Linked DNA regions of Mus musculus: all the other regions are linked to region 1. The links are chromatin loops, found by intact Hi-C in ENCODE. Cell type or tissue: left cerebral cortex. All regions are shown on one strand. Links, peaks and the distances in the headings refer to the core of each region. The heading gives the core; the rest is flanking DNA.

Region 1 (10,691 bases), core at 1,538-9,537:
CTAATAGTAACAACTGGTATTTTTAAGACTTTGCTGCCTCTGTGCAGTGACTTAGGAAGAGCAAACCACCCTTTCAGAAAGACAGCAGTAAGCTGCCTACAGTTGCAAACTGACACCTCTAATCTCCGCCAGCCAGCTCAGTTGGGAGTATTCACTCCCTGTCCTTCATACCCGACATCCATCCAAAGTTGACTCTTGTCTTCAGGGACTTAATCATGGGCCTACCCAGCAGGCCCAGTGCCACCTGACTAACAAGGCTGACAGATGTTAAGTTAAATGATATAATTGACATAATAAATGCACTTAAACCCCCTGGTGCTGAGCTAACTTGTAGCAACAAAGTAATTTTTATGCTCAGGAGAAGCGATATATATATATTTTTTAAGGTAGTGCTAAAGAGCCACTGACCTACAGTTTTACAAGACCCTTTCCTTTCCTTTCCTTTCCTTTCCTTTCCTTTCCTTTCCTTTCCTTTCCTTTCCTTTCTTTCCTTCCTTCCTTAAAAACAAAACAAAACAACAGAGCCTCATGTACCCCAAGCTGGCCTCCAAGTCCTTGGGTAGCCAAAGATGTCTTTGAATTTCAGGTCCCTACTCCTCCCAAATGCTAGGATTGTAGGTGTGTACGGGTACAGTGGATTATGCAGCGCTGGGGAAGGATCAAAACTTCGGACATGCTGGGCCAGTGCTCCACCAACTGAGTACCAAATGCAATCCCAACCCTTCATCAGAATTCTTCACTGATACTTCCTCATGTAGATGAACTCACAAAGGCTGGTGCCCCACACCCTTCCTCAGCAGATCTTTGCCAAATGGCATCCCCTTTCCCTATTCTTCCCTTAGGCCTTTTGCTGTTCCCTTTTCACTGTCTCACAGTCCCTGTGACTTTAACTGTGCTAGTCATTCCAGCTGTGTTGGTTCTTACCACCTCAAGCTGACTGGCCAGTTTCTTTCTCTGCCTCCACCCTTCTAGCACTATGTTAATAGGTTGTTTATTAGACAGGCAGTGTTTAATATAATTATCAGATGACCAAGGAAGCTGCGGGGCAAGAAGTTGAGAACAAAAGGTAGTACGGTTGGGGCATGGCTGTAAATTTTCAATAAAGTGAAACGGAACAAAATAAAACAAAACAATAACTCACAGACGAGAAATCACACTCAGAGAAAAAGTGCCCAGTTCCTTGAGACCCAGCCTGCACTGAGCTGGGCAGGGATCTGAAGTCAGCCAGAGAGGGTCTGTTTGTAGGGCCTTGGCCAAGTGAGGCCTTCGGGGGTTGGGGTGGGGAGGACACCTTTTCATAGCGTAACTCCCGTCCACCTGCTAGTTTACCCTTTTGTCGCTGCAGCGTCAGCAGCTCCCAGGTATCACCTTCACCGTGCGGGCCAAAGTATTGGTAGTCTGGGTCGATCTGAGTAGGGGACACCAGACCTAGGAGCACTAGGGGAGTCAGCAACGGAGCCAAGTGGCTCCGGGCCATGCCCGGATTCCAACCGACCCCAACGCGCCCCGTGGCCGAGGCTCGCGAGGAGCCCACAGCACAGACAATCTTGGCGTCCGAAAGGGCACACCCCACCCAACCCTTGTGAAAGCGTGTGGACCGGGCCACGCGGCGCCTTCCCCTCACCCCCCCGGCAGCCGCAATGGATCCGACCGCGGCGCTGTCCCGCCCACCTCCCCGCGCACTGCCTGGTGTGGTTTGGGCCACGCATAAAAGGTTCTCCGGCCTAGGGCTCTCTCGGTTTTGAGATCTCTTTCCTGTCTCTACCCGTGTCTGGACGTCCGTGTGTCCGGCTCTTGCTCACGCAGGTATGAAAACCCAGAATGCACACGAATGGGAGGAGCCCCACTAGTGTGGTGCAGGCCTCATCACGACCTCTATGCTTGGAGGTCTTTGTTTTCCATGTTCAATGGTGGCCGCTTTGTCCTTGCCCGGGAAACCAAGGCCCGAGCCCTGGCTTGCAGGCTGGATCACCGAGCTCGGCAGTCCATCGCTCTTAGCTTAGCCGTCCTATTCTGGAACTAGGAGCTCACTTCCCCCTCCACCCGCACTCGGTCTGACTCCATAATTTGGGTAGCAGCGGTGACCCATCATTCGTTCCCTGTTTAGGGGGGCGGGTATTCAGAGGCCTTGCAGACTTTATACTGGGAGGGTGAATATGAGCGCTCCTTCCACCTCTCTCGGTTTTACTATCTAGACTTAGCACCAAAAGTGACCTTGGAAAGGCAAGACAAAGGATCTTCTAAGGCTCTAAAGACCAAGCTTGTGTGGGTCTCTGATTTCAGTCATGGCCTCCGGCAACGCGCAAATCGGAAAGTCGGCTCCTGACTTCACGGCCACAGCGGTGGTGGATGGTGCCTTCAAGGAAATCAAGCTTTCGGACTACAGAGGTGAGGCTGAGCGGAGTGGGAGCAGGTGGGGTCAGGGTCTACATGTGAAAGAAGTTAGCACTGACTTCCCTTCCGTTCTCCTCTTCCCTAGGGAAGTACGTGGTCCTCTTTTTCTACCCACTGGACTTCACTTTTGTTTGCCCCACGGAGATCATCGCTTTTAGCGACCATGCTGAGGACTTCCGAAAGCTAGGCTGCGAGGTGCTGGGAGTGTCTGTGGACTCTCAGTTCACCCACCTGGCGTGGTAAGGGGCTGCAGGAGGAGGGTTGCAGGGGTCTTGAGGTAGGTGGTGAAGTGGGAGGTGCAGAGAGGATGAAGGACCGCCCAAATTATAGGGACAAACTGTGTCTTCCCGTTTTTCATCTTATAAAGAATGGAAACAATGACACCCAAGCCCACACGAAGATGATAGTAATTAGCATTTGGCACCTTGTTGGAAGGTACCTGCCAAAGGAGTCTCAGTTCTCTGGAGACAGGCTGCCTTGCTGTATTTTGCTATTCTCAATAATGATGGGTTGTGCTCCATACCAGAGCTAGATGGTGATGGGAAGAATCCCCCTGTGTGCGCGCACACACAAGTCTTTCAGAACTAGAAGTCAATAATTCCAGGGCTCATTCTTGCAAGGCAAGTGCCCTGCCTCTGAGCTCCATGTCTGCTGTTGGCTAATCACTTTCATACGGGGTCTCTACTGCAAGTTGCTGGAGCCCACGGGCACAAGTGAAGCCATTTGAAGAGGATGCTTTATCTGGAGCCATTCTCCTCCCAGCTGCACTGCCATCCCACTGGGTGGGGTGGGTGGAGCACCCCGGCCTTGCTTTAAGTCCTTTATCTCCTGTCTCCAGCACTCCCACTCCAGCCCTTATCACTCTGGAGGCCCATGGGGGAGACTTCTACTATCCTGGGCATCCTAAGGCACCAACCATGTCTCTCTCACCTTCAGGATCAATACCCCACGGAAGGAGGGAGGCTTGGGCCCCCTGAATATCCCTCTGCTTGCTGACGTGACTAAAAGCTTGTCCCAGAATTACGGCGTGTTGAAAAATGATGAGGGCATTGCTTACAGGTACAGCAGGGACCTCAGCCCAGCTCCAGGAGCCCCCTCCTCAAAGCTAAAGGGACCACTGTGTCTGGTGGGGGTGTGTGTGGGAGTGTCCCCTTCCTGTTCTGGCAGCAGGTGGTCTCCCAGATCCTCACTGTGGGCCCTCATGTCTTCAGGGGTCTCTTTATCATCGATGCCAAGGGTGTCCTTCGCCAGATCACAGTCAATGACCTACCTGTGGGACGCTCTGTAGACGAGGCTCTCCGCCTAGTCCAGGCCTTTCAGTATACAGACGAGCATGGGGAAGGTGAGTATTCACAAATGGAAAGGCTGCCTCAGCTCTGCCCAGCATGAATGAATTGTCTGCTCCAGCATCTTTGTGGGATAAACATTAAAGTCCCATGCCAGGGCTGAAGAGATGGCTCAGCAGGTAAAAGCACTGGCTGCTCTTTCCGAGGACCGGGGCTGGATTCTTAGCATCTACATGGTGGCTCATAATCATCTATAATTCCAGTCTCGGGGAATCTGATGCTCTCTCCTGACCTCTTCCTGCACCAGGCGTGCACATGGTACACAGATAAACATGTATACAAGATGAACTGGAGAGTTGGCTCAGTGGTTAAGGGCACTTGTTCTTGCAAAAGAGCAAATTCTAGCCCTATCACCCAAGTCTATGCTCACCACATCCTGGGGTACCAAGCACACTCGGTGCACAGACACATAAAATAAAAAAAATAATAATAAAAGACAGGATCTTGGGCTGGCGAGATGGCTCAGAGGGTAAGAGCACTGACTGTTCTTCTAAAGGTCCTGAGTTCAAATCCCAGCAACCATATGGTAGCTCACAACCATCCGTAATGAGATCTGACACCCTCTTTTGGGGTGTCTGAAGACAGCTACAGTGTACTTATCTACTAATAATAAATAAACCTTAAAAAAAGAAACAGAAACCCAGGATCTTATGTCCTGATGGTAGAAGTGGTAGAATGAATAGGATATGGCATGGTGGCACACACCTTCAAAAGCAAAATATACATACATACATACAAATACATACTAATATATACATGCAAAACATATTAAAAAAATAGAGCCCCATATAGAATTCAGTTCTTTGCCTGCAGGGTGTGTCTAGGATGGGGCAGGGATTATTAGTACATGAAGGGGGAGAGTTGGGAGCTAGCAGAGCTCTACAGAAGGTATTTGAACTAGGAATGCTGGGTCATCCCAACACTTGGAAGACCGAGGAAGGAAGGCTGAGACAGGATTGAGCTAGCCTGTGATATAGAACGAGACCTTTTCTTAAATGATAACAACAAAGACAAAAAGAAAAAGAAAAGAAAACAGTGCATTAACAGGCTTATTCACAGATTTCAAGCTGGGAATTTGGCTTAGTTGGTGGAGTGATTGCCTGGTATTCACAAAGCCCTGAGTTCAGTCCCCAGGACAGCATAAAACTGGCCATGCTGGTGTATTCATGGAATGCCAGCACTTGGGATGCTAAGGAGCAAAGATCAGAGTTTAAGGGTTTAGTGAATTCAGCCTAAACTGTATGTGAGCCTACCTAAAAAAAAGTATTTGAGAAGTGTCCCAAGAGTTACTCCCATTTTTTTCACTCCCTCCACCATGTGTGTGTGTATAATTTTTTTTTTTTAAGGAAAGGGTCTCAATATATTCATGTTGGCCTGGAGCTAGCTATGTAAATCAAACTGGCCTTGAACTCAGAGAGATCTGCCTGCCTTTACCTCTCCAGTGCTGGGATTAAAGGCACAAGATGCCATCCCCCCCTCCTCCTTTAAAAAATTCTTTGTGTGAGTGTGTGTTAGTGATCAAAGCAAAGCCCCAAACACAACTACACACACTCAGTGAATACTCACTGAGCTATGCCTCCAGCCCAGTCACAGTACCTCAGCATGTGGAAGGGAAAGCTGACCATAGATGCAAAGGTTAGTAGAGTTAAGGCTAAGGGAGAGAGTGGATTGAAGGAGCGAGGCACTGTGACTCAGGCCTGTGACCTCAGCACTTAGGAGCAGGGGGTCACCAGGGTAGCTACAGAATGAGATTCCATTTTAAAATGAAAAGGGAAGATTTGGTGATACATGCCTATAGTTCCAGCATCCGGGCAGCAGAGGAAGGAAGATCAATGCATGCTTGAGGCCAACCTGATCGATACAGAGAAAATTGTAGGCCAGCCAGAGACCCATTCTTTAAAAAAGCAAAGAAAAAAGGGCTGAAGGACAAGTAGGTGTACAGTGCTTGTCTGTCTTGCACAAGATTAAGGCTTATATTTCAGTACTGCAGCATTTGGAGCTGGGCATGGTGATACTTATCAGTTAGGAGGCTGAAATAGGATCACCATGGGTTCAAGGCCAGCCTGGGCTACATAGTTAGATTTCCTCAACAACAACAAAACAAAGGACAGAAGAAACAAAATGATGGGACAGAAAAATGTCACTTCAAACTGGTCTGAACGGAGTCTTCTGTCCACATGCAACCTGTTTGGCTTTTAGCTCCCAGCCTTTTCTTGTGCTGCCTGTGCTCTCAAATGAACTGCTTGCCACTGCCCTTGGTGGTGGAGCTGAGCCTCACGTGTTCATCCTTGTGTGTTTTCTAGTCTGCCCTGCTGGCTGGAAGCCCGGCAGTGACACCATCAAGCCCAATGTGGATGACAGCAAGGAATACTTCTCCAAACACAACTGAGATGGGTAAACATGGGTGAGCCTGAAGCTTGGATTTCACCTGTGCCCCAACCTGGATGTCCTGTGCTGGCCCAGAAAATGCTAGATTTTCCTCCACTCTCTGAAGGGGCTGGAGTCTAGGCTGAGGTTTTCTCATTACCCACCTGGAATCTGGTGAATAGTGATCCTGCCCTGAGCACACCTAGCTGGGCCCAGGTCTATAGGAAACCAATAAAGTATTAGGGACAGTGTAAGTCTGTGTTGGTGTGTGTTTAGTAGTTTTAGTAGTTTACACTCTGGCTTGTGCAACTGACTCTGTAGTTATGCCTCTTCACCACAAGGTGGAGGCATTACCTCATTCACGCCATGGTCTGAGCATGGTGGGACACAGTGAGACCAAATAATTACTAGGCCTGGAGGGATTCTTTAAGAGCTCTTTATGTTTCTCCTGAAGATCCAGGTTCCATTCCTGGAGCTTACATAGTTGCTTACAACCCTCTTTAACGCCAGATCCAACACCTTCGTCTGATCCTCCAGCACCAGGCATGCACGTGAACATGGGCAGAACGTGCATAGACATGAAATAAATACTTCTGTAAAAAAAAAAAAATAGGGGTCGGCAGTTTACTTCTGGATTCTGGCTCTTAGACCAGTGTCCATATCTTACCATTAACTATATAAAATGATATGTAACAGCTGGATCTTCACTGGGTTTTTACATTGGATGGGAATAAAAACTAAAGTCAAATTGCCCTGTGAGTTCAAGTTTGCGAACCTCTAGGCTCTGACCCAATTTTTTGTCTGGTACTCTGGGCAGGAGAGTGAGACCGGTAGTGAGAGTGGCTGAGAACGGGTGCTGGTTAGGCTAGGAGGTGGATGTTTCACTGAGCTGTATGCACTTGGGTAGCTTTTCTTTCTGAGTTTCACTTTCATTTTACAAAACAAGGGTGATCTGGTCATTAGTTTTACTTTATGTTTTGACACAAGAGTCCCCACACTGTGACTCCTTCAGCCTCTGCTTATTCTGGGGTCCTGCTGTTGTTGATACCTTCTGAGTGTTGTTCATTCCCCTTGGAATTCTTTCCCCTCTTTTTATCCTCATGCTAGGGGTGGATAGAATCCATAGTCTCGTGAATGATTTGGAAGCCCTCTACCACAGAGCCCCCCACTGAGCTATCTCTTGGAACTTAATGTATTCTCAGAGCCTCTGGTTGGGCCTCCCTTGAGGTCATCCACCTTACTGTGGCTCATTCCATTTCAGGCACACTCTTAGGATTCTTCAGATGATCTTGCTTCTTTGGCTACAAGAACTATATCGAAGGGAGCACTCCTTTCCTCTGTCCCGAACCTACACTGGCAAATCTGTTGGAAAGCTGACAGTTCAGTCTGTAGATGAGCTCGCCTCCCTTATCCCAGAAGGCACTTTTTGAACATATATTCCTCTTCCTGGCTCTCATCACCATATTCAAACCATGTTTGCTTTCGTTATAACAACAAAAAAAGTGTGGTGTTTTGTGGGTGGGAGGGTGCAGTGCCTAAGGAAGCCAGAAGAGGGCATTGCATCCCCTGAAACTGAAGGGGGGTTGTGAGCTTTCTCAGGTGGGTTCAGGCGAAGCAGCATTCTTGTACGGTCTGGAAGACATACCCTTAACTGTTAAGCTATTTCTCCAGCTCTTTCTTTTTTTTCTAAGAGGTTGTGTGTGTGTGTGTGTGTGTGTGTGTGCGCGTGCGCTCTCAGGCATGTGAAGGTAAATGGTTTTTCCTCCTGGATCCAGGAATCAAACTTAGGTAACAGTGGCAAGCATCTAAGCATCTCTACCTGCCGAGCTATCTCGTCTCACTCACCCCCATCTACTTTCCTTTTTTCTGTCTGCACGGTGTCTGAGGGTTTTGTTTGTTTGAGGTCAGGTTATGTTTGTTTTGTTTTGAGAAAGGGCCTTACTATGTAGCCTAGACAGGCTTGAGGCCCGTTCCCTTCACTACTGAATTATTCCTCGGCTCCACCTGAGTGGTACGGTTTCCTTTGCGCTTGGATCTTCCAGCTTCAAGGGCACCCAGATCCCAACAGCAAGTAGCAGCTTTGAACCTCCCACCTCAGCTGCTGGAGCCGGGTTGTGGCGACGCCCAGCTGCCCAAACAACTGCCGGGACAGGACCAGACCTGGCAGTCGCCGGCTTCTGGCCTGGCACACGGGAGGGGGACACTGGCGGGCGGGCGCCGCCCTTCCTGGCAGGAGTTGCCCTGACGGCGTCTGCAACTACAGGAAGGCTGCAGTTACTCTCCGCCAGGGTCGGTCTAATGGAGGGGGCGTGGGCGCGGTGGGGCTCCGGCGCCGGTCTGTTGAAAGCCGCTCGGATGGCTCCCAGGGCTCATGAGAGCACGGCCCTCCCGCCGCGGGCGCCCTGGACCCGGGCCTGGGGCTTTCCGCGCCCAGAAAGCCGCCTGCTCGGGAAAATCCCGGCCCCCTTCCCGGCGCCGCGGCCCTGCCCGGCAGAGCGGGGGGGAGGGGATTCCCGGAATCTGCCCGGAGACCGCGCTGGCGTCACTGAGCTGAATAGGCCCATATATGGGCAGAGCTTCCGTAACGTCAGCGGGGAAAGCCCCGGCGCACTCTGCTGGGCGGGGTCATGCTTGCACATTCCGCGTTTTGTCCTGGGTAGCTTGTTCCCCGCCACTGCCCGCCTGCGCAGCGTCTGGTGCCAGGACTCAGGGGATAGGAGGTCTGGGCGTTTGTACTGAACCTTATGATACCTGAAAGGAGCGAGCTACAAACAGCACCGTGCTTGGGGTAGCCCAATCTTCTCCCTCCATCCGCCCAGCTTGGAAGAAAAAAGAGACCACAGAAATTAATAAAGACAATTTTTTTTTTACTTAAATAGATTCAATAAAAAGTCAAACACACACACACAAACACATCTTAAAATAGACTTTAGACACGAAGTGCGTGTTTCTTCTCCACAGTACTATGCAGAGGGGGAGGGCAGGGGGCGGAGGTCCCTCCCTAGTATCCCCGCAGGCTGAGTACCAAGCGGCGGGGCCAGCTCCGCCGCGACAGCCCCCTTCTCCCCTCCCTGTTAAATACACAAATATATTATATTCAATATGAATTCAGTCTCTTTGCAGAAAAAAAAAACATACAAAATACGCTGGAAGGGGGCCATGTAAACCTCGAGGTGGAAGGACTGGGCGCAGGCGGGCGGGCCGGAGTCCAGTGTGTGAGCTGCGCCCCAGGCCTTTTGGCGGGTGCCCATCGCCTGCCCCCCTCACCCCAGTGGGGGGCAGGCGCCCAGCCTTCAAGGCTGGGGGTGTCCGTATGGGGCAAGGGAGGCTCTCAGAAGGCGTGTCCCTTGACCCCTAGCAGCAACTGGCAGCCGTTGCTGACATGGGTCATGACCTTCTGCTTGAGCTGCGCCACTTGCTCCCGTAGGAGACCGGCAGCACTCGACAGCCCCGCGTTCTCAGCCTTGAGTGTCTTCACCTTGTCCTCCAGGCGCGCGATGCGCTCCAGCTTCCGCTTCCGGCACTTGGTGGCCGCCAGCCTGTTCCGCAGCCGCTTTCGCTCCACTTTGATGCGCTCCTGGTCTTCCATGTTGATGGGGGACACAGGCGGCGTGGCGTCGCGGCTGCGTGCCTCCGGTACGGTCTGCGGTTCCTCTTTAAAGGCGGAAGCGCCGCGACTCAAGCCCAGCTGTGCCGGGTGGCCGCCCGCAAAGGGTGGTGCATGTGGGAGGTAGCTGATGGTGGCCGTCGGGTATGAGCTCCCAGTCCCGACGGCGGTCCCGGAGCCTCCAGAGGGTGCAGAGGCTGGGGAGTAACTGCTGAGGTTGGTGTAGACGGGAGGCGGCTCCGGACCAGCATAGACGCCCCCTGGGCCGGCCTGGGGACCCCCGCTGGCGCCCAGGGACACGTTGGGGGGCGTCACGTGGTTCATCTTGTGCAGGTCGTCCAGGGCTTTGACAAAACCGTCCGCAAAGCCCTCCTGCTCCTCGGTGACGCCGCCCCCTGTACCTCCACCGCTGCCACCCCCACGGGGGTAAAAGTACTGTCCCGGAGGCGTGGGCGTCGTCGTGATCACGCCGTTGCTGTTGGGGACGATCAAGCGCTCCAGTTCCGTGGAGGCTAGCTTCAGAGATGCGCCTGTGTCTGATCCCTGACCCGAAAAGTAGCTGCCTGCCCCACTGCCCTCCGGGCCTGGACCCCGCGCCCCAGGACCCTTGAGACCCCGATAGGGATCCGCCAGGTTGAGCGCCAAGGTGGGTTTCAGGAGTTTGTAGTCGTGTAGAGACAGGCTGCCAGGGCTCCGACCGTATCCCGCCGCTGCGTAAGAGTCGTCGTGATAGAAAGGCTGTTCCATTTTCGTGCACATCCGGGCGGCCTGGGCGATCTGGGAAAGGTCCCCCTGAAGGGCCGCCCCGGGCCTCGCTGCGGCGAGCGGCGAGCTGTCCTCGGCTGTGGCAGGACCCGGTGTCCGGTCGCGCGTCCTCGGGAGCTGGAGACGGTCAGCAGCGGCCAGTTGGCAGCTGTGCGTAAAGGCGCTGCTGGGCTTCCGGAGATTTTCTCTCCCTCCGTGGTGCGCCTGCTTTC
Region 2 (10,691 bases), core at 824-8,823, 62 kb after region 1:
TTTCTTTTTTTTTTTTTTTTGGCTTTTTGAGACAGGGTTTCTCTGTGTAGCCCTGGCTGTCCTGGAACTCACTTTGTAGACCAGGCTGCCTTGAACTCAGAAATCCGCCTGCCTCTGCCTCCTGAGTGCTGGGATTAAAGGTGTGCGCCACCACACCCAGCGTAATGTCACTTTTCAAAAAATTTATTTCTATATATTGTTTCTCTCCTGCATGTATGTCTGTACCACACGCATGCCTGTTACCTGTGGAGGCCGGAAGAGAACAGATTCCTTGGAACTAGAGTTAGAACTGGTTTTGAGCTGCCGTGTAGGTTCTAGGGACTTAAGGGGGGTCCTTTGGGAGACTACAAATGCTTTTAACTGCTGAGCTATCTTTCTAGCCTCCTTAGGTGACATTTAATGCAAGTCTGGAGGGAGGTGAGTAGTGAGCTCAGATGGGACTGAGGAAGGACAGATGGCTAACTAAGGTCCTGGAATGTTGAAGTGGTGCCCATGGCCTTTTTTGTCAAAGCAGGCTGGAGATGAGGCGTTGAGTTAACCCATGCTGTGGAGGCATTGGGCATGTTGACTGGTGCCTGTGATCTCTGCTATGAGGTGGAGGCAGGTGGATCAGGATTGGGGTAACTTGTTTGATGTAGATTTTTTCTCCAAAACCACATATAAAAAATTAAGTTGGTCAGTGTTGATCACTTGAGAAGATAACATTTGCTTCAGATCTCAAAGATAGTAGGGCAGTGAGTGACACACTCCTCAAGTGCTCCAGGCAGAGGGAACGGCAGGGAGATAGAAAGATCCTTAGCATTTCCTAATGCAGGACGCTTGTAATGGGTAGAGGATAGGGAAGGAAACACAAGCTAATGGAGTCAACTGTTGCTGCCTTGGAAGCCAGTACCAGTTGGATCTTAAGCACACATAGACACACAAGTAGGTCACAACTAGAGCAGCTTGGCCTCTATTTTAGAGTGTGTCAGTAAGCAGGGCAAGCTGAAATCCAGGCCCCTCCCTTCACAGAGACTAACCAGGTATAACCCAGGAATAGTGAAAGGAACTATACACGGGAGGGTGAGTCAGCTATGGCTTCTGCCTCCTGTGCCTGTTAGTTGAATAGTCCCCTTAAGTCGCTTAGCCTTTTTAAAAAGTAAGGTTTTTCATTTATCTCTATCTGCTATATGTGTGCAGATGCTGTGTGTGTATGAGTGTGAGTTGATTCCCTGGAGCTAGTTGTCAAGCCACTGGACAAGAGCTGGGAACTGAACTCTGGTCTTATGGAAGAACATTAAGTACTCTCAACCACTGAGCCATCTCTCTGATCCATTTCTCAACTGTTTTTTATGGTTTAGGTCTTTTGTCTACTTATTTTTGGGCTTTTGAGATGGATTTTCTCTGTGTAGCCCTGGCTGTTCTAGAACTTACTATGTAGATAGGTTGGCCTTCAATTTACAGAGATCATCAGCCTCTGCCTCTCAAAAGCTGAGATTAATGGTGTATGTCAGCACACTGGGCTTACTTTTAGCCATTTTTAATGCTAGGGAAGCATCGTCTAAATTCAAGGTGAGCCAGGGCTTACACTGTAGCTCAGTGATGCAGGGTCTTTGCCTGGCATTGGAGATGTTCCCCATATGATCTTCAGTACTGCAAAAAACAAGACGTTTGACTGTAACCCTGTGAGTAAAACTGCTTTCATTGGTTTCCTGAGAGTAGTTAGCGTTTGTTTACAACTATGTTCTACAGTTCTGGAGATGGAGCCTATTTTCTAGTGTGTGCTGGCAAGTACACTAACCTTGACCTACATTTTGGAGGCCTTGTTTAAAAATTAGACTGGAGCTGGAGAGGCAGCTCACTGGTTTTCGAGTACTTGCTGTTCTTGTAGAGGACCTGGGTTTGGTTCCCCTGGAGCTGTTAATAGGTAGGTTTCTTGTTGCCTGATATAGAAGTCTGATAGATTAGGTCTTTTGCAAGAGCAGTACATGAGATGTCTTTCCAGCCCTTGTATCATGTTTTTTTAAGTTACATATTTGTGTGTGTGTGTGTATGCATGTTGCACACATATCTGCTGTGGCATGTGGAGGTCACAAGACTTGCCTCAAGTCAGTTCTCTTCCACCTTGTTGGATGGAACTCAGGTTGTTTGGCTTGGTGCCTGCTGCCTTAATCTGTTGAGCCATCTTTCCAACCTTCCCTGGACACTCCCTCTGAATAGCTGAGATGGAATGCAAGTTCTCATGCATGTTGGGCGGCTACTAGACACCATGAGTTACACATTTTAAACCAAAAGTGTTTGTGATAGATACTCAGGCAGAGAGACTATTGTAAATTAAGCGTTTATGTTCTCCCATCAGATTTGAAGTTGGGCATGAGTTGAATGCTTTTAGTTGACATCAAGTAAATGTATAGGGTCACTGTGAGAATTGCATAGGAAAAAACTGGAAACTTCATGGCAGGGAATATACAAGGAGGGAAGGGAGAACCCAGCATAGTGGTCTGAGGTAGGTGGATAGTTTTAAGAACCAAGGAGTGTACCTGGAGGGATCCATGGCCCCAGATACAAATGTAGCAGAGGATGGATGGCCTTGCTGAACAGCAACAGGAGGGAGGCTCTTGGTCAGGGGAGGTTTGATGCCCCAGTGAGTGAGTGGGTGGGTGGGGGGTTAGTGGCAGGGTAACCAGGAAGTGGGATAACATTTGAGATTTAAGTGAATGGAATGATTAATTAAAAAAAAAAGACTAACATGGGCAGTACAGGAAGACACTTCATCAAAACAAAAACAAGCAGGGAAACTTCTGATTCAAAGTCTTACAGAGAAAGGAAAGACTACTAAACTCTGTAGCAGTCACACCTAGTATGTATGCCCTCAGGGGGCTAATGAAGGCAGGAAGACTACAAGGTTGAGGAGGCCAGCCTGGGTTATGGAGGTAGACCTTGCCTCAGAAAAATCAATCCCTGTCTTAGCATTCTGTCTAAGCTCCACCCCACAGTTACCTGGCAATAGCCAGGTAGGCTGACCCACTTTAAAAGGAGCTGCTCAGCCCCTCCTCCCTCTTGTTCTTCCCTTCTAGAGCCTGCTCTGTCCCCTCCCCCCTTCTCCCTCCTTCCCTCACTCTCCATGTGCTCATGGCTGGCCTCTCTTCTCTGCCTTTACTACTATCTTGACTCCCCTCCCCATGCCCGGAATAAAAACTCTATTCTATACTATACCCTCATGTGGCTGGTCCCTCAGGGGGAATGGATGCCTCAGCATGGGCCCACTGAGACATCCCCTTCTCCCATACCTCACTACCCCTCCATAGAACATATCTCCTTACTCTTTATCTTTTTACAAACACATCACCTAAGGCCCACATAGCGAGAATCAGCTCTGCAAGTTGCCACTCAAAGCATTTGAATTCAAACACCTTTTTAAAAAAATTATTGTCTGCATTTCATAACTTACATAGCCTCTACCTGGAGTCAAAGCCCTCCCTTGATTAAAAAACAATAAACCACGCCCCCCCCCAAGAAAAAAGCCAAACAGAAACTACTGTGAACCTTCCGACTCTCCAATCTCCAGTTTAACAGCCAACTTGCAAGAACCCGGACCAGCCCATCTTCACGAATAAAAACTTGAGTTTTAGCTGGGCGTAGTGGCGCACGCCTTTAATCCCAGCACTCGGGAGGCAGAGGCAGGCGGATTTCTGAGTTCGAGGCCAGCCTGGTCTACAAAGTGAGTTCCAGGACAGCCAGGGCTACACAGAGAAACCCTGTCTCGAACCCCCCCCCCCCCCCGCCCCAAATTGAGATTTAGATACAGGGCATCTTGGGATTTGTAGTTTCAAGCCTCACCGGAGCGTGAGAAGTAGTGTGAGAAAGCTCTGCGCATGCGTAGGGTGGCTATCCACACGTGTCGTTAAAGGGTTTCTGTTTATATTGAGTCGCTAGTCCGTTGCGGAAGTTTCCCTTGATTTTCTCAACAGAGGCTTGCAATATTTCAATTCTTGCTTTTTCATGACTGAAGGTTGCTGGGACTGATCGTGCCAATGGGGAGTGGGCTAAGTTGTTTTCAAGTTGAGGCATTCCCATAGACCTGTCCCTCACCTGAAGGTCAAAACAAAGAAACCACAGCAAAACCTATCAAAGGCCTCGGTAGTACTTTGGGATTCGAATCATGGTTACTTTAGTAAATATTGGTTTAAGCAGGGCGAGAAGAAAACGAACCTGCAGTCAACTGGGGAGCTGTGCTTAGAGCTACATTTTCAAATAATTTATGATTTGAATCATTATTGCTCAATAAGCTTAAGGTCAGGTAAGCATAATTTGGATGGATCATCTCTAACGGAGCAAATTATGCTATATCCACTGAGATAGAGGTGCGGCTGAAGAGTGAATCCCTTATCGGCGGTAGGACTAGGAGGGGATGGAGACGGGAAGGGGGTAGAAGAAAGCACCAGGGTCTCCAATTCTATAATGGTGTACGGCTGAAAAGGAAAAACTACTGAATTCAAACGGCAGAAGCATTCATGACCTGGCTCTTGCCTAAATTGCTCTGGGCAATCCTCATCTCACTTTTAAGGTAGGTTAAGGGATTAGGTCTTCTGATCGAATTTAGCTGCCTTGTTTTATTTTAGAAGTTATTGCCAGGGGCTGAATAAGATGACTCAGCGATTAAGTGCACTTGTTGCTTTGCTACAGGACCCTGGTTTTGAGTGCCAGCAATCGTATATGGCAGCTCACAACTGTCTTGTAGCTCTAGTTCCAGGAGATTCAACACCTGACTGTCTCGTCAGAAACGTGATGCAGACATAAATGCAGGCAAAACAAACATAAATCCGGTGGCGCATGCCTTGAATCCCAGCACTTGGGAGGCAGAGGCTGGCGGATTCTCAGTTCGAGGACAGCCTGGACTACAGATTGAGTTCCAGGACAGCCAGAGCTACACAGAGAAACCCTGTCACGAAAAACAGAACAAAAAATGGCCACGTGTTATTTTTCAGTCCCATGTAAAAAGTGTTTAAACAGCATTGAACAATAACAGGACAGTTGCTCTAGTAAAATCCAGCACCGCCAGCTGCCTGCCCTGCTCTTTACGTCGGTGTAGTGCTGTTTAGGGGAGCGAAAGAGAAAGTTACATTTTAACCCCCTCCCCCAGTTTCTCTGTGTAGCCTTGGCTGTCCTGGAACCAGTTCCATAGATCAGGGAGTGCTGGGGTTAAAGGGGTGCGCCGCCACTGCCCGGCTTCATTTTAACTTATTTTTGATCAAAGGGTTTTGTGATGTAGCTTTCCTGGCACCAGAGGGGTCTACTGTTGCCTTATTCCCTATCCCTGCCCTCCCTCCCTCCCAATCCAGTTCTGAGGCACGCCGGACTGCGGAACAGTTTAAATTTTAGGGAGTTGTAGTAAGGACACGGTTAGCTGTAGTTGAAGGATTCCTAGGTCCATTACACACCGAAAACACCCATGCACTACTAAATTTCTAGCTCCAGCAAAATCTGCAACTCAGTGGGGCTGGGGCCAGTTAAGAGTACTGTGGGCTCTCGTAGAGGACCCAGGTTTGATTTCAGCATCCACATGGCTCACCACCACCAGCTTCACAGGCATCCAATGCAATCTTCTGATCCCCACGGCACTGCGCGCACATGGTTCAGACAAAAATACCAATATACGTTAAAGAAGAAAGAAGAAAGCTGCAGTAAGGAAAAGGAAACGAGACGCTGGGAGGACCTAATGGCAAGAGAGGCCTAGAGGCGGTACTTATTCTCTCACGTGACTCAACTTGGCCAGGGCCACTCTGTGCCAGATCACGTGTGAGTGCTTCGCTCTCCGATTGGCTTTGGTAGGCCAGTTTGAACGGCGTACGGAAGCCGAAATTGTTCATTTCGGCCGCGTTTAATTTTTTTTTTTTTTTTTTTTTTTTAATTCCCTGCCTCTGGCTCCCTCCTTCCGCGCGAGCCTCTGGAGAAGCTGCAGCACTTAGGCGCCGCCGCTGCCTCCCGGGGCCTGGTAGGTGGGCCTCGCTCGGCCGGGGCCCCTTGGCTTCAGCTCGCCTCGAACCTCCCTGGGTTCTGGGCCTGCGCCGCGCGCCGCCCAGGCGTCGGGGTCGCGCCCGGCTGAGAGGCGGGGTACCGGGTTGGGCCAGCTCTCGAGGCCGGCAGAACGGGCCGGGCGGGGGAGGGGGAGCTGATCTGATCTCAAGGGGTGGGGCCTCGGCGCCCGGGCAGGTTCGGGTGCCACGAGATGCGGGCCAGTGGGGCGGCTGGGGTCGGGCTGGAGGGGCGCTGATTGGGGGAATCGTCGGGGGACGTCGCGTGGATCGGGTGTGTGTGGGGATCTGTTTCGGCGGGGCTTGGTTGGGTCTGATTCGGGGGAGACAGCCTTGAAAGTTGAGAGGGGAAGGTTGTTTAGTCCTAATAGGGAGGGGCGTCAGACTTGAGACCAGAGGGCTTTGCTGAGTCTGGCTGCGAGGCGGTGGTGGGATCCGTTGAGGGTAGCGCACCGGGCGGGTGTTTGTGCGGGACTCTGTAAGGGAAGCTGCAGGGATTGGACGGATGGGGTCTCCGACGTGAAGTGATCGGGGGTGAGGGGGTGGGAGGGGGCTTAGGGGAATTTGATTGGGGGAGCTGCCAGAGGTCCGTCAGCATTAATTCCTGCTGACTGGGGCGGAGGGTAAGAGCTAGAGAAGCTTGGCCAGATCTGATTGGGGGCAGGCAGCGGGCATTGGGGGCTTTGGTCGTGGGTTGGGTGATTCTGACTGGCTCTCATTCAAAGAGACATTGGAAACCTATCGGGTATTGCTTGTATTCTGGTTAAGGAGGGTCACAGGGCCGCGTCTAGGTCAGAAAGGGGGCCATGTGGCGTCTACTGAGCTTGTAGAGCCGGTTTAGAAGAGGGAGCAGGGATGAGCAAGATCTGGGCGCTTAGGGACCTAGAGGAGCTCAGAAATCTAGGAGGCGGCTGGCATCTAGTGGAGCTGGAAGGCTGGATTTTGGGGAAGGGAATCCTCGTGGACTGAGCCTTCACCTGAAAGACCGCTGGGGCGGGGCCCCTCGCCCTGGAGGGAGGCGGAAGCCGTGAGGCCCGTAACCGGGGGCGGCGGTGGCGTGGATCGCTTTGGAAAGAGGGTTCCTCGTTAGGCTCGATGTGGATCCGTCGCGCCCCCGCCGCTGGTCCTGATGGCCCGCTTTTATATTCCCCCCACTCGCACTCCCGAGCCCGCGACTGCGTGGCCGAGGATGGCTTAGCTGGCGGGGACCCCGCACTTGGACAGGCGCGGATTGGAGGCCTCCGCTTCTCGGCGGAGAGCGCTTGCGTCTGCATGCAGCCGCCTCTGCCTCGGGGACTCAACTTGGGTCTCACACAGAACTCCAGCGACCCAGCGCTGATCCAGGCTCCTACCCCTGCAGTTCGCCTTGCGCCATGGACTGGCAGCCAGACGAGCAGGGCCTGCAGCAGGTCTTGCAGCTTCTCAAAGACTCGCAGTCGCCCAACACAGCTACTCAGCGCATTGTGCAGGATGTATCCTTCTTTCCTTCCGGGGCTCACGGAACAGTGCCGATGTCTGCACCTCGTGAAGGCCAGAGAGGGAGGGACTACTTCTTGATTCCCAGACTTTTTCTGCTGAGAGAGAACATGAATTAAAGGTTTAGGTCTTTGGTTCCATTTCTGGAGTGGAGAAAATGATGGGCATGTCTGATGTTCACTGAGTACTTAATCCTGTAACTGTTGAGTGTTGGTAACTTTCCTTTAACAGACGGGAACCTGGAGGCTTAAACAGGGAAAATGCCTCAGCAAGGACCCAGGGTTAAGAAGTCCAGCCATCGCAGATTTTAGTGGTATGCCTTGTCAGAATGAGGGTAGATAGGTAGGGACGTTGGAGTTGCAACATGAGTGTTTTTGAAGTTGAAAACTTTTTTCCTAAGAGCTCTTTATATCATATACATATATATGTAGATAGATATAGATTAGTTTTGTTATTAATTTGATACACCTATGAAGAGGGGCCTTCAGTTGAAAAATTATCTCAATCAGATTGGCCTGTGGGCATGGCTGTGGGAAATTTTCTTGATAATAATTGATGCTGGTCTGTATAAGAAAGGTTGGTGGATGTGAGTCGGGGAAGGAACCAGTAAGCAGCTTTATGCAGAGGTTTCTTCTTCAGTTATATTCCTGGAGTTCCTACCTTGGGACTTCCCAATGATGAGCTAAAACAAACCCTTAGTGTTTTATCACAGCAACAGAGAAGCAAATTAGAGTAAGATCAGAATTTTAAATGATATATGGTCATGACAGCATCCACCTTTAATCACAGCGTTCAGGAGGCAGAAGCTAGTGAATCTCGGAGTTTAGGAGTAACCTGGTCTTATGAAAACTTTCTCAAATAAAAAAATTGAATGTTTGAAGCAGTATCAAATTTCACTTGAAAATGGGACTAGTCCATCACCTTTTCCTGCAGGGCTGAGACTGGAACATACAAGCCTAGAGCATGCTAGCCACTTGCTTTATTCTTGAGCTGCACCCCAAAGTCCTGCTCCTGAAACTCAGCCATTCACTTGTGTTTTCTCTCTCTCTCTCTCTCTCTCTCTCTCTCTCTCTCTCTCTCTCTTTCTTTCTTTCTCTCTTTGAGACAGGGTTTCTGTCCTGGAACTCACTTTGTAGACCAGGCTGGCCTTGAACTCAGAAATCCTCCTGCCTCTGCCTCCCAAGTGCTGGGATTAAAGGCGTGTGCCACCATGCCCAGCTTTAGTTTTCTCTTAATGGCACTGGAGACTCAGTGGTCTGGTCTCACACATGCTAGATGCATATTTTACCACTTGAGACCCCTTGGCTGGTTTTTCTTGTTCTTTTCTTTTTCTTTTTCTTTCTTTCTTTTTTTTAGTCATGGTCTTTTAATATAACAGATTAGTTTAGAACTAAATATGTAGCCAGGTTCTCCCTAAACTAAGAGTGATCTTCCTGCCTCAGCTTCCCTGGGGCTAGGGTTTTAGGCATGCACCACACTCAAATAGCCTTCCATTCTGCTTGAGAAAAGCAGGCATCACTGGAATGCCAAGATCAGAAGTGAGTAGCAGCTGCCAGTTTAAGAGAAGCCTAGCCCTCTCCTGTCCTGGTAAGGATATAAGGGTCATGCAGGAGTTCAGACATGTGCCCTAGTTCCTGTGTGGACTTGATCCTCCTGAGAAGGCCCTGTGGTGCTGAGGTTAGAAATTGAATTGATGAGTATTATCTGAGGAGTTGGCTGCCTAATTGATTTGGTCACTAGCATTCTGAGCAATGTGGCACTGGGAGAATATTGCCTAAGAAAGGCTCTTGCCTCTCAAGTTCTTTGGTTTGTTTGTTTCTTTGTTTCTTTGCTTGTTTTGTTTTGAGAGAAGGTCTTGGGTTAATGCTGGCCTGGAGTTCCAAGATCTTGCCTCAGTCTCCCTCAGTGTTGGGATCACAAGCATGCCCCAATATACCTGGCTTTCCAAGTTCCTTAACAGCCTGGCAGAAACTTAAACAACTCAACCAGTTTCCTGACTTTAACAACTACCTGATCTTTGTCCTGACCAGACTCAAATCAGAAGGTATGTTCTCTGTCCCTCCAGGCCACACAGATCTTGCTTCTCCCTTAGTCTTCTGACCTTAGCACTTTTCCTACAGATGAGCCAACCCGCTCTCTGAGTGGCCTCATCCTCAAGAACAATGTGAAGGCGCATTACCAGAGCTTCCCGCCTCCTGTGGCTGACTTCATCAAACAGGAGTGTCTCAACAACATTGGCGATGCCTCCTCTCTCATCAGAGCCACCATCGGTGAGGGGGCTGTGGGGGTCATCATCAAGGACACACTAAGGGCTTGCACTGGGCCAAGAAGCTATTCAACGTGTTCAGGGTATTGCTTACTGAATGCTCCAGCACCCTCTGATAGCACTCTTACTACTGCCATCTGACTGGAGAGGAAACTGAGGCACAGAGATGATAAAGGGACTTGCCTGGCAAGTAACAGCTTGGAAACAAGCCAGGCAGTGCAGGTCAGTCTTTTTTTTTTCCCCTTTTTTTTCTTTTTGAGAAAAGGTAGCCCAGACTGGCCTCAAACTTTGCACTCTTCTGCCTCAGCCTCCTGAGTACAGTGTCCAGAGTCTCAAACGACGAGCCTGATGCTCAGCAGTTAGAGTACCTGTTTCTACTGTCCATACGGAGTCATTAGTGATGCCCCTCAAACTATTCATACACAGTGGGAGTTAGTTAATGGAGGCAGGCGCCTTGCTGAAGAGATACCCAAGGACATTGCAGCAGTGCTGCTAAGGTTTACTTAAGGACGTTCTTCTTGAAGACTTTACACTAAAAGTATTAATAGGTGATTTCTTAGCAACATTTGAGTCTGAAGATTAGAGGACAACATTGGAGAGTCAGTTCTTACCTCCCACCTTGTCAAGATGGTTTCAGGTTTTTGCTGTACAATGTGTTATTCCGGGCTCATTGGCACAGTAGCTTCCTGTCCTTTCTTCTCCGAGTAGACGTGATGGATTATAGGTGCACACCACTGCATCCAGCCCATGTGGGTTCTGGGGAGCAAGTCTGGGCCAGCAGGCTTGGTGGTGGGTGGTTTTACCTGCTGAGTCATCTTCCCAGCTCCAGAGTTTTTAAGCCATTGTTTTTCTTGAAATCTGTCAACTAAAAAAGTGGTTTTGTTTTTTTACTTATTTGTTTGTGCTATGTGTGTGGAGATTAGAGGACACTTGGT
Region 3 (10,691 bases), core at 2,018-10,017, 52 kb after region 1:
TCCCAGAGGGGGCCTCAACTCCTAGGTGCAGGCCAGAGGAAGCCCATGTAGGGCTCCAACCACATAGGATCCCGGGTCTGTCCCATCAGTGGTTTAACCTTCACAATCAAGTAAGAAATTGCAAACTTGGACTAGGGGAGGCCCCAAAGACAAGTTGAAACCCAAACCCACTGCAGGAATTTGCAAAGGCAACCCAAAATTTGCTTTCCCGATAAACAACCACGGCTAGCTCCATCCACTTTCAGATTATGCCTCTAATGTGGGTCACCTCTGAATGAGATTCTTTAATTTTTAAAACAAGACGATATGTAGCTGAGCCTAGCTGTCCTCACCCTCCTGGTGCTGCGATTACAGGTAGGTGTTCCACCAGGCTCGCTGGCCAGTTATTCTGTAGGTTACCTTGACCCTTGTTTTCTCTCCCTGCCCATCTGCTCTCCCTCTTGAGTAGTGTTCTCTATTTTGAGGGGTGGGGAGCAGGGTTGCAGGTGGAACCAAGGGCTTTATACAGGTCAGGCTAGTGCTCCTTCACATTATACTCCTAACCACTCACTGGGAGATTATAAGCAGGTGCTCTACCACTGAGCAATTCCCAAGCCCCTTAATGGTAACTACCTTCTAGCCGGGCATTAGACCCTGTGACCCCAGTCTCTGATTAGTTTTAATAAGAGCTCTACTACTGAGCTCCAGCTCCAGCCTCAGGCTGCTCACAGCTCTAGTTCTTCTTCTTCACTGCTGTAGGCAGTCTCCTCCATTCTGCTTATCCACAGCTGTCTGGTATTGATGTTTTGGGGACAAAACCAGACTCCAACAGTCATACCTGCCACCAACTCCTAATGACAGGTCCTCAATGGATGCTTGAAAGACACACTATCCCTACTCTGACAAGTGTCTGTATCTCATTCCTCCTCAAATATCTCCAGTCTCATTCACCGTGGAAGTCCCAGCCTTTGCATGAAGGAGAAGCCTCTGGCTGGGCCTGGCGGCACAGGCTTCTAACTCCAACAATTAAGCAGAAGGACAGGAAGGTTGCAAAGTGAGTTCAAAGTGGGCTGTAAACTTAAGTGAGACTAAAACCAACAAATCAAATCCACAGATTAAAAATGCAATGAGCCAGGCCGGATGGCAGCGTCACCCCCATTGCTTGGGAGGCAAAGACAGGCAAATCTCTATGAATTTGAGGTCAGCCTGGTTTACAGAGAGAGTTCCAGGACAGCCAGGGCTAAACAGAGAGACACTGTCTTGAAAAAACCAAAACCAAACCAAAAACCTGTACCAAGCCAGTAAGATGGTTCAGCAAGTAACGAAACTCAATCCATGACAGAGCTGAGTTCCATTCTGGAGCCCAGGGAAGAAGAGAGGCAGCAGGCAGCCACACACACACAGGAATAACAGGGAACAAAGGGCTGAGAGTCCAGTGGCGAATCTGGCATTGGATGCCCCAGGCCCTGCCTTCAATCCCTACTCCTGGAAAATAGGTTGAGGAAAAAGATGGGGGTGTAACATCTCATCTGCCTCAGGAAACACCCCTAGTTCTACATACTTCCTTCTGATTTCCACCCTTGGCAGAGTCTAAGTCCCGGCTCTGTGTGCTTGGCAGGGCTCAACCTTCAAGAACTATCCCCCACCACCTCTCCCCACTGCAATCAAATATGCCCTACCACCACCTTTAGAAGCCCTTCTAAAGGCAGGGGTGGAGCTGTGCTCCTGCAGACTCAGCTGCTCTAGAGGCTGAGGCAGGAGAAGCATCTGTACTCAGGGGCTAGTCTGGGCTAGCCTGGGCAGCACAGAACAGTTGCTCTGTTCCAGCAACTCCACTTCCCTGCTGCGGGTTCCCATTCTCAGCTTCCATCACCACAGTTACCATTTCCCTCATTAAAACCAAGCTGTCACAGGCACTGGAGGGATGGCTCAGTGGTTAAGAGTGTGGGCTGCTGTTCCAGAGGACCCAGGTTCAATTCCTGGCACCCACATGGAGGCTCACTACTATCTATAACTCTAGTCCCAGGGGATTCAACACCCTCTTCTGGCTTCTGAGGGCACTGCATGCACATAGCACACAAACACACAGGTAGCCATAACAACTACGTGCATAAAAATATTAATCAAAACGATGCGATTTTTGTCAGGCACCAGGACACATAGCTGTCACACCAGCACTTTAGAGGAGGATCAGGCGTTCACGGTCATCCTTGACAACATATCAAGGTTTAGCCCATGCTAAACCGCATGAGACTCTGTCTCAAAAACCAGCCAGCTAGCCAGCCAACCAACCAAAACCAAACCAAACCAACCAAACAACCTAGAATAACGTGAACTGGAGAGACACCTCAGAAGCTCACCAGTCAGGAACATTTGCTGCATTGCAGGGAAATGAGGTTTGATTTCTAGCACCCACATCAGGCACATCACAATGAGTTCCAGGGCACACAGCAATTGTTCGTTCTAGAGCACCTGAAGTCAAGAACCCACGTAAAGGTGTAGGTGGTAACAGGATTCTGTAATCCCCGTGCGGCTAGGGTAAGATAGGTGGAGAAGCCCTGGAAGCTCTCAGGCCACCTAGCCTAGTGTACACAGCAGTAAACAACAGACCATCTCACACGAGGAGGAAGAGCCAGTACCAACAATGTTCTGAGCATGTCTTGACTTTCACAGTGACACATTGGCATGAGCGTGTGTGTACACTAAAGTACACACCGCACGCACGCACACACACACACACACACACACCCACCCACGCACACCCCCCCCCCACACTCACAGAGAGAACCTGGAGATCTCACTACTTTACTTCCAAAATATACTGTAAATCTACTCACCCCCCTCCCCATTCTTTCCTTTTATGAGACTACCGTGTCATGATCTGGGAACATCCACACATCCTTCTCGTTACTCTTCCCAACTTCATCCTCGATTTGCAGTCCAATTTCCATACGACTGTCAGACATGTGGCTATTTATTATTTATTTATTTATTGGTTTTTCGAGACAGGGTTTCTCTGTGTAGCCCTGGCGGTCCTGGAACTCTGTAGACCAGGCTGGCCTTGAACTCAGAAATCTGCCTGCCTCTGCCTCCCAAGTGCTGGGATTAAAGGCGGGCACCACCACCGCCCGGCGTGGCTTTAAAAAAAAAAAAAATCTTTAGAAACAGAATTTCTCTGTGTACCCTTGGTGGTGCTGGAACTCGGTCTTAAACTCTGAGATCGTCCTGCCTCTGTCTCCCAAGTGCTGGGATTAAAGGTGTGTGCCGCTACTCCTGGCTGATTTACTATTATTGTTTTTAAAGACAGGGTCTTACTATGTAGCCCTGATAGCCTCAAATTTACAGTAACCGGCCTTCCTCTGCCTCTCTAGTGCAGGGATTAAAGGTGTGTGCCACCCTGCCCAGCCCTTTTCAAACTCGAGAGCTGGGAATGCAGGTTGTCACTGTGTAACATGCGGGATGCCCTGGCCTTCACCTCAAGCAGCATCAGCAACAGCAGCAACAGCAGTAGCACCACCACTAACAACACAATAACAGCAACCAAAACACGAACATGGAGCTAGAGAGATGGCTCAGCAGTTAAGAGTGTGTGCTGATCTTCCAGAGGATCCTCATTCATTCCCAGTACCCACCTAGGGGTGGGGGTTCACAAGTGTCTTCAAACTTAAAGCTCAAGGGGGCCCTGGTATCGCTGGTCCCTGCACACGTAACTAAAAATAAACTAAATCTTTAAAAGAGTAACTGTGCATATTAAAAATCTTCTATCACACGTAGACACCAAGCCAAACTGCTTGCCCAGCCAGCAGAGCCCCACAGTGTGCATCTCTGGTTGGGCCTCCTTCTTGTTTGCTCTGTTCCAGTTTATCGCCTTTCTCCCCGCTCCTCAAAGGTTTCCTTCCCACAAGCCTCTCTGGGTGTATGTTGGGGGTGTGACGCCTAGAGATGAGTATGTAGACTATGATTGGCCTGGTGGCTGCTGGTAGGTACGTCCTCAAAAGGCCTTATGGTTGGGGCCGGAGAGATGGCTTGGTGTTCAGAGTACTGGCTGCTCTTGTAGTGGATCTGGGCTGGATTCCCAGCACCCAGATGGTGGCTCACAGCCATCTGTAAGTCCAGTCCCAGGGGATCTGATGCCCTCATCTGGCCTCCATGGGTACCAAGAATGCACTCTGGGTAAAACACCTGTCACTAAAACAAGATCTGCCTTATGGGGACCTCAGGCAGAGCTGAGGCCAGCTTTACTTACCATAGCAAAGAGGTTGTCATAGCCTTTGACCTTGGTAGGCACCTTGGAGAACTTCTGGTCAAAAGCATCTGAGATGTTGTGAGCTGGGTCTGTGGAAATGATCAGAACACTCTCACGTCCCTTCGACAGCTGGACTGCCAGGCTGCAGCTGCGAAAAAGAAACGTGAGAAGATGAGGAGTGAGGAGTCAGTTTTGGTAGTGGTGTTTGTAGCAGGATCTGCAAGGTCAGGCCACAGAAACCTGGATCTGCAAGGACCTTATGACCAATGTATAGGTCCCAGTGAGATCAAGCCTTACTTAATCCTTGAAGAAATCACCACCTGACTTCGATTCCGATAGGACTGGTGTGCAATATTCAGCTGACTGATAGGATCTTTTTGAATGCCTGTTTCTGCTTTTTTTTCCCCTCCCTTTTTGGCACTCAGTGGCACAAACCAGCTGTCCAGCAGGCAGAATGCTTTCCCTCCCTCCCTCTACTTGTTCAGGACAATGTACTTCACCTCTCAACGAACCGAGGCACCATAATCACGTGCCCTTTCCACTCCGTTTTACTTCTTCCCTCTCTGGCATCAAATAGAAGTCTGTTATACTAAGACAGCTTGCCTTAGTGTCGCTCCCTCTACTCTGAACTCCCTGGGGGAGGGTGGGGGGGGTACTGTCCGGCGGGCTGCGGGATTTACGTGTTCCTCTGCACATCCCACACGCTGAATTCACAAGACCCAAAGAGAGATGATCCAACCCAGGATGCTAGGCTTGCATTCAGGAGGTATCTTCAGCAGGCTGCAGTAATTTCCAGAGAGAAACAACCCCGTAGAGCCATGCTCAGTTCGCTTTGCCCCGCTCGGGAAGAGAAAGCCGGTCCCTGTCCTCCCTTTGGTCCAGTGGTACATCCCACCCGTCCTCTGGGCCCCGCTAGAGTCTCCTTACCTGCAGGTGGTCTTACCAACGCCACCCTTGCCCCCGACGAAGATCCACTTAAGGCTACGCTGCTCGATGATATTGCTAAGCGTGGGTTCCAGCGGCTCCACATCAGGTGCATCCTCGAACTCTTCTGCTTCAACCCCCCACCCGGCCACCCCCGCCGCCATCTTGGACCCGGCTCACGTGATTAATCGGGGCGCACCACGTGCTAAATACGTACAGGGGAAATGAGTCTGCCACAGCCCTGTACAGGCTGGAAGTCTGACTTATTTTACTCCTGCATTGACATTTGGAGATAATGAGCGCTATCTTTTCACCATTTTATGAGTCAAGGGCTCACCTTTGTGAACTTTTGTCTGTAGTTTTCTAAGGATTCCCCTGTCTCGCGGACATATTGGTATGACCCAGACTACTGCTCTTCACTGATTGGGCCCTGAGTCTTGCGGCACTCTTTTCATTGGATGAATCTTGTCTTACTTCCACTAGTCACGCTCAAGTCCCTGCAGGCGTCAACCTCTCCTTAGCAACCAGGCAAACATCCTGGCCAAGCTTTTTGCGTGAAGTTAGAGCAGAGGTAGCTCTTGATTCCATAGGCTCAGTTTCCTGATTATCATTTCCCCCTTACTTTCTGTGTTGGACCTCAACATCTCTTCCGGTCCTCCAGTTACCCAGTTGGTTGTGAGCCACATGGTTTCTGTCGCAAACCAATTACGAACGAACTGGTTATTTGGCTGAGGGTCGATTAAAAGACTCCATTTGCTGCAGAGTATGCAGACTTTCCCCCTGTGTTCCCGGAACTCCCATGTTGGGCAGGAATGATTCCTGCAACAAGTCGTCCTTGTAGAAAGAACTTTAATTTCTGAAACTCTTATTGCGCTTGGCACTCTGCTTTCTCTCTGGGTGTGCTCCAAGTTCAGCAAATGCAATTTTAATCGAGTCCCTGTCCTTGGGAAAGAATACAAGGGTCCTTAGTCCCTTCATGCAGTACGCAGCTCAAAACATTAAGTCTTAGGTTCTCAGCCTGGAAATACGTTCGGCTTCATTTTAGTGCTCCAGCCTCTTTAAATACTAATCTCAGGCAGTGTCTAGCTGCACGCAGCCAGCGGTTTTCTTTCTTTCTTTCTTTCTTTTTGGTTTTTCGAGACAGGGTTTCTTTGTGTAGCCCTGGCTGTCCTGGAACTCACTTTGTAGACCAGGCTGGCCTCGAACTCAGAAATCCGCCTGCCTCTGCCTCCTGAGTGCTGGGATTAAAGGCGTGCGCCACCACGCCCCGCTGCCAGCGGTATTTTTATTTCAAGCTAAGAGATTAACTTCAGAGACAGATGTCAAACCTGGAGATGCTTCCATTCTAATAGGAGGTATCAAGTTAGATATGCTTTGTAGACCTAGTTAGGGGCCACACAAGTTCCCAAGGGACAATTGAAAACACAGGCTCCAAACAAGATCCGTTCAGTTACAGAGTTCTGGTGGCTGCCTGGGATTGTTCTCTTAGCCCTTACAGGGGGCCTGGGTCCCAAACGATGGTCCCATTCTCGGGGAGCTTCTGGCTGCTTAGCTAACTCGTATCTAGCAGGATTAGGGAACCGAGGACCAGAAGGAAAGGGACCGGCTTCTGGGCTCCATCGCCTGGTGGCCAGGTCAGAACCCTTTGGCCCCACCTAAGCTCCGCCCACTCTGCGTTGGCTTCTGGGTTCCGACCTCTCTTCCCAGCATGCATTGCTCCAGACGAAGCCAGTCCCGCGCCAAGCGCGCGGTCTGAGAGCCTTTCCCGACGTCCTTTGCACGGCATCTGGCCACAAAATGGCTGCCCGAGGGAGACGGGCGGAGCCTCCGGGTCGGGAGGCGCCCGGCCCGGCGGGCAGCGGCAGGAGCCGATGGGCTGAGTCGGGACCGGGAACGTCACCCGAGAGTGGGGACGACGAGGTGTCGGGCTCGAGTCCGGTGTCCAGCGGTGTGAACTTGTTTGCCAACGATGGCAGCTTCCTGGAGCTGTTCAAGCGGAAGATGGAGGAGGAGCAGCGGCAGCGGCAGGAGGAGCCACCCCCGGGCCCGCAGCGACCCGATCCACCGGCCTCCGCCGCGGCGGGCCCAGGGAATCCGAAGAGGAAGGGCGGCCCAGGCCCCACGCTCAGCTTCGTAAGGAGCCGCGGGGGTGGGGGCGGGCGCCGGGGCCCGCGTTGGCTGGGGGAGTCGGGCCCGGGAAGGGGCGTCATGGTCCAAGGCAGTCCTCCGCCCGGCTGCCTGGACGGTCCCGGTCGCTTGCTGAGAATCTCGAGCCTGGATTCCGGACCAGAGGTGTTTCTGGGCGGGAATGGGAATCCTTAGATCTCATTCGTGGGACCTGAGAACCGGGAAATTGCATTGGAAGCAGCGCTCTGGGGTTAGGGGGCCCTAGATGCTAGGATTCCCGTTTGATTTGTACCCAGACTTTGAATAGTGAGGCCCACATATAATGTGGGGGAAAAAGAGGAGACACATTTAAATCCCGAGTCTGCTGTAATCGTTAGACTCGACTCGGACCACGGACCGTAGCCGGGCGTGGTGGTACACGCCTTGTATTACAAGCACTCCGGATGCAAGAAGAGGAGAATTCGAAAAAGTGAGACCTTGTCCCAACTAAACAAAACCAACCAACCAATAACAAAAAGCAAATCACCGACTTTGTGGCCTTAGCAAGATCAATCGATTCCTTTCTTTATTATTTAACTAATGTCCATTTATTTAGCACCTTATCTTGTGCTGAGTATTTATTGGTGGTGTCTTTGACAGAAAAGAACGTTGTTTGTTTGGAGTGTGGGTGGCCTATCCTGATTTTCTGTAGTTCTAATAATTGAGATTTTGATGTATTTCATGAAGTGGTCCTAGGAAAGTCAGAACAGACTCTTAAAGAACAAGACCAGTGGTTCTCTACTGGGAGCAAGTCTCTTCATCCTCATGTATTTGGTAAAGTCTGTAGACATTTTGGTTGTCAAACTCTTAAGAGGAGATGCTAGTGACATCTATAGGTAGATAGCAGGGATGCTCTTCTGTATCCTATAACGCAAGGGATAACAAAGAATGATCTAGCTGAAAATGTCAAGTGTCATGTTGAGGAGCCTCGGGTTAAATAAGTTGGACATATACTCTGTTAGTTTTGAGCTTGCTTTGTCTCTGATGTTGAGACCTTGTAGTGGGGAGGAAGAAATGTTGGTTTGAGAATAACAGACTGTGGGTCAAATCTTGGATCCAGTTCTGTGGTTTGGGGTAAGGCTTAAGTTTGTTTAGGTCTTAAAAGGGGGTGTGTGTGAGCCTCCAAAGTGGCACATACATGGAATCCTAGCACTGTGGTGCTTGAGGCAGGAGGATTGCAGAGTCTGAACAAAGGTTACATTGTTTCTAAAAACAACACAGTGTGTGTGTGTGTGTGTGTGTGTGTGTGTGTGTGTGTGTGTGTGTGTCCAGTAGTGTGTGCCTGTAGTATCAGCTACTCAGGAGCTGAGAAAGGATCTGACGTGAAAGGATCTGACGTCCAGAATGAGTTCAGAGCCAGCCTGAGCAACTTAGTGAGACCCCGTCTCAGAAACGAGATCTGGGGATTTAACTCAGCAGAAGATCGCTTTGAATGCATGGGATCCTAGATTCCACCTGCAGTATTGCACAAAAGCGATTGTGGGAATAGTCCAGCAGTCACTGCCTAGTTAAAGGGTAAGAACAGGATAATCTCTTGAAGGCCCCCAGTTAAAGGGAGAACATGGGGCCAGGGTGAAAACCCAGAGCCAGACTGTTCTTAGAGGAAGTGGAAAGTAACAGGGCCTGGGTTGATGTGACAGTCCAGGAATAGGAGCAACAGTGGTGTCACTGCCTCTTTGACTTATTCCTGAGTAGCCATTGTCATTATATTCCTAAAAACGCCAGGCCAGCTCAGGGTAGGAGAATGAGGGATGCTTTGTGGTTCAGGGTGCTCCCGCTGGCCTTGCACATCTGATCCTGAGTCTGTTGTTGGCAGCCTGTCCTATTTCTCCCAGAAACTTGTCTTTATTTCTAAAAGGAGATAGTTATTACCTTCAAATAGCATAACTGTGAATATGAGAGGAGATACCACGGTCACAGCGCTCTGTGTGGTCTGTAGGGCTCAATAGATAGTGAAGCTCAATAAAGGAAGCTGTGTGGTCCCTGACAGGACAGTGTGAGGCCTGGCAGAAAGAGTGAGGACAGAGCCAGTTCCCAGCAAGGTCAGCACTCCTCTGCCCCCCCTGGGAGGGTAGCCTGGGGCCCAGGACTGCCTGGGCATGGCAGCCCAGGGCAGGTGCTGAGTCGAGTGTGCTCCTCTCTGATTGCTGCGCAGGTCGGCCGGCTGGAGGAGCTGGGCGAGGCGTCGCTAGGAAGGTGTAGTGGGCCTCAGCACCGCCAAGGGCGGGCCCGGCTCCTGTAACCCTTGCAGTCTTCTGTCCCTTCACCCAGGTGGGCAAGCGCAGAGGCGGGAACAAACTAGCCCTCAAGACGGGAATAGTAGCCAAGAAGCAGAAGACGGAGGATGAGGTGAGTGGGCTGCCCAGGCTGCCACCCTAACTGCCTTTTCCTTGCAGACCCAGTGCCCAGTGGTCAGGCTTTGGATGGGTGGGCCTTGGAGGGTGGGAGGTTCCCCAGATAACCTGCTTCTGCTTATTCTTTCCTCAAATCCAGGGCCTTTAAGTGACACTGGGGATGGGTCAGCTGTCTCATGGTGTTCCTGACTTTTGTCCCCAGCTTGTTGGGCATCTGTCTTCCAACCATTCCTTCCCTCCTCCGACCCCACAGGTATTAACAAGTAAAGGTGACGCATGGGCCAAGTACATGGCAGAAGTGAAAAAGTACAAAGCCCACCAGTGCGGGGATGATGATAAAACTCGGCCCCTGGTGAAATGACTCCCTCCCGGGTGCTCACTACCTGGGACTCTCTGCGATGTACATAATATTTAATGCGGTTCCGGCAGCAGCCTTCTCTGGAGGACTGATACACAGAAGGAAACGAAGGCGCTTGCTGTGGCCGCAGACCGTTCTCCAGGACTCTTTTTTTACCTTGAGCACTTGCCTCCTCAGACTTTTAGACCAGTGGTTTACTGTGCCCTTTCTTCCCATCACCTTGCTCTCTCTGGCTCTGTCTCTTCTTGCTGTCTCTCTCCTTTTAGCAGTCACTTCTGAGAAGTAAAGAACCTGACTTAGTGCTGGAGTTTGTGCTTGGTTTATCTTCTTTGCGATCTCCAAGCTAAGCCTTTCCCCACTGGTGCATACCACATCTGCCCGAGCTGGGGTGGACCCATTGTGGAAAGGGAAGGGGAAGGTTCTGTAGGCAGGGGCACATGCTGCCTGTCTCAAGACATCCTTAGTAACTGTGACTATTGAAGTCTGGTCTTGTTTTTAGTTTTGTTTTGAGACAGGGACTTATGTACAGAGTTCTCTCCTGCCTCAGCAGCATGCCTTCCAAGTCTCCTCACAGCATCAGTTTAGCTGTGACTCAGGTTAGTCTGGGTTGAGTGTGTTTGCCTAGAGCACGTGGCGCTCGCTGGTCAATCTCTAGCACTTCACC

Evidence for each region. Hi-C counts contacts between places; a loop is a spot of excess contacts. Peaks named below come from ENCODE experiments on the same cell type or tissue, not always from the same donor. Only the 100,000 strongest peaks of a DNase experiment are listed, where the experiment ranks them.
Region 2: it touches region 1 in a loop (2.2-fold over the local background); 14 of 42 quality-filtered maps call a loop at or near these places.
Region 3: it touches region 1 in a loop (3-fold over the local background); 14 of 42 quality-filtered maps call a loop at or near these places.

What each region holds. Positions count from the first base shown.
Region 1 is chr8:84,967,957-84,978,647 of GRCm38, forward strand. It overlaps Prdx2 (peroxiredoxin 2), which reads left to right and starts at 1,666. Exons shown (of 6, transcript NM_011563.6): 1 at 1,666-1,806; 2 at 2,284-2,388; 3 at 2,480-2,633; 4 at 3,331-3,453; 5 at 3,606-3,736; 6 at 6,044-6,855. The coding sequence starts at 2,286. The coding sequence ends at 6,129. Junb (jun B proto-oncogene) reads right to left here. Exons shown (of 1, transcript NM_008416.3): 1 at 8,953-10,691. The coding sequence starts at 10,473. The coding sequence ends at 9,439. It also overlaps a transcript of Rnaseh2a not described here. In left cerebral cortex, for the core only: CTCF peaks have their summits at 6,446 (motif pointing right), 7,642 (motif pointing right) and 8,744; DNase peaks (open chromatin) are centred at 1,755, 2,003, 6,054, 6,477 and 3 more places; H3K4me3 peaks cover 3,356 bases; H3K27ac peaks cover 2,995 bases.
Region 2 is chr8:85,031,004-85,041,694 of GRCm38, forward strand. Tnpo2 (transportin 2 (importin 3, karyopherin beta 2b)) reads left to right here and starts at 5,890. Exons shown (of 25, transcript NM_001364032.1): 1 at 5,890-5,974; 2 at 7,332-7,486; 3 at 9,459-9,534; 4 at 9,611-9,760. The coding sequence starts at 7,388. In left cerebral cortex, for the core only: no CTCF peak of the experiment used is centred there; DNase peaks (open chromatin) are centred at 3,862, 4,896, 5,764, 6,089 and 1 more place; H3K4me3 peaks cover 4,197 bases; H3K27ac peaks cover 3,177 bases.
Region 3 is chr8:85,019,953-85,030,643 of GRCm38, forward strand. It overlaps Get3 (guided entry of tail-anchored proteins factor 3, ATPase), which reads right to left and starts at 5,335. Exons shown (of 7, transcript NM_019652.2): 1 at 5,153-5,335; 2 at 4,226-4,373. The coding sequence starts at 5,313. Trir (telomerase RNA component interacting RNase) reads left to right here and starts at 6,881. Exons shown (of 3, transcript NM_026760.3): 1 at 6,881-7,282; 2 at 9,587-9,664; 3 at 9,923-10,339. The coding sequence starts at 6,947. The coding sequence ends at 10,030. In left cerebral cortex, for the core only: CTCF peaks have their summits at 2,023 (motif pointing left), 6,798 and 8,155; DNase peaks (open chromatin) are centred at 5,614 and 6,882; H3K4me3 peaks cover 4,144 bases; H3K27ac peaks cover 3,402 bases.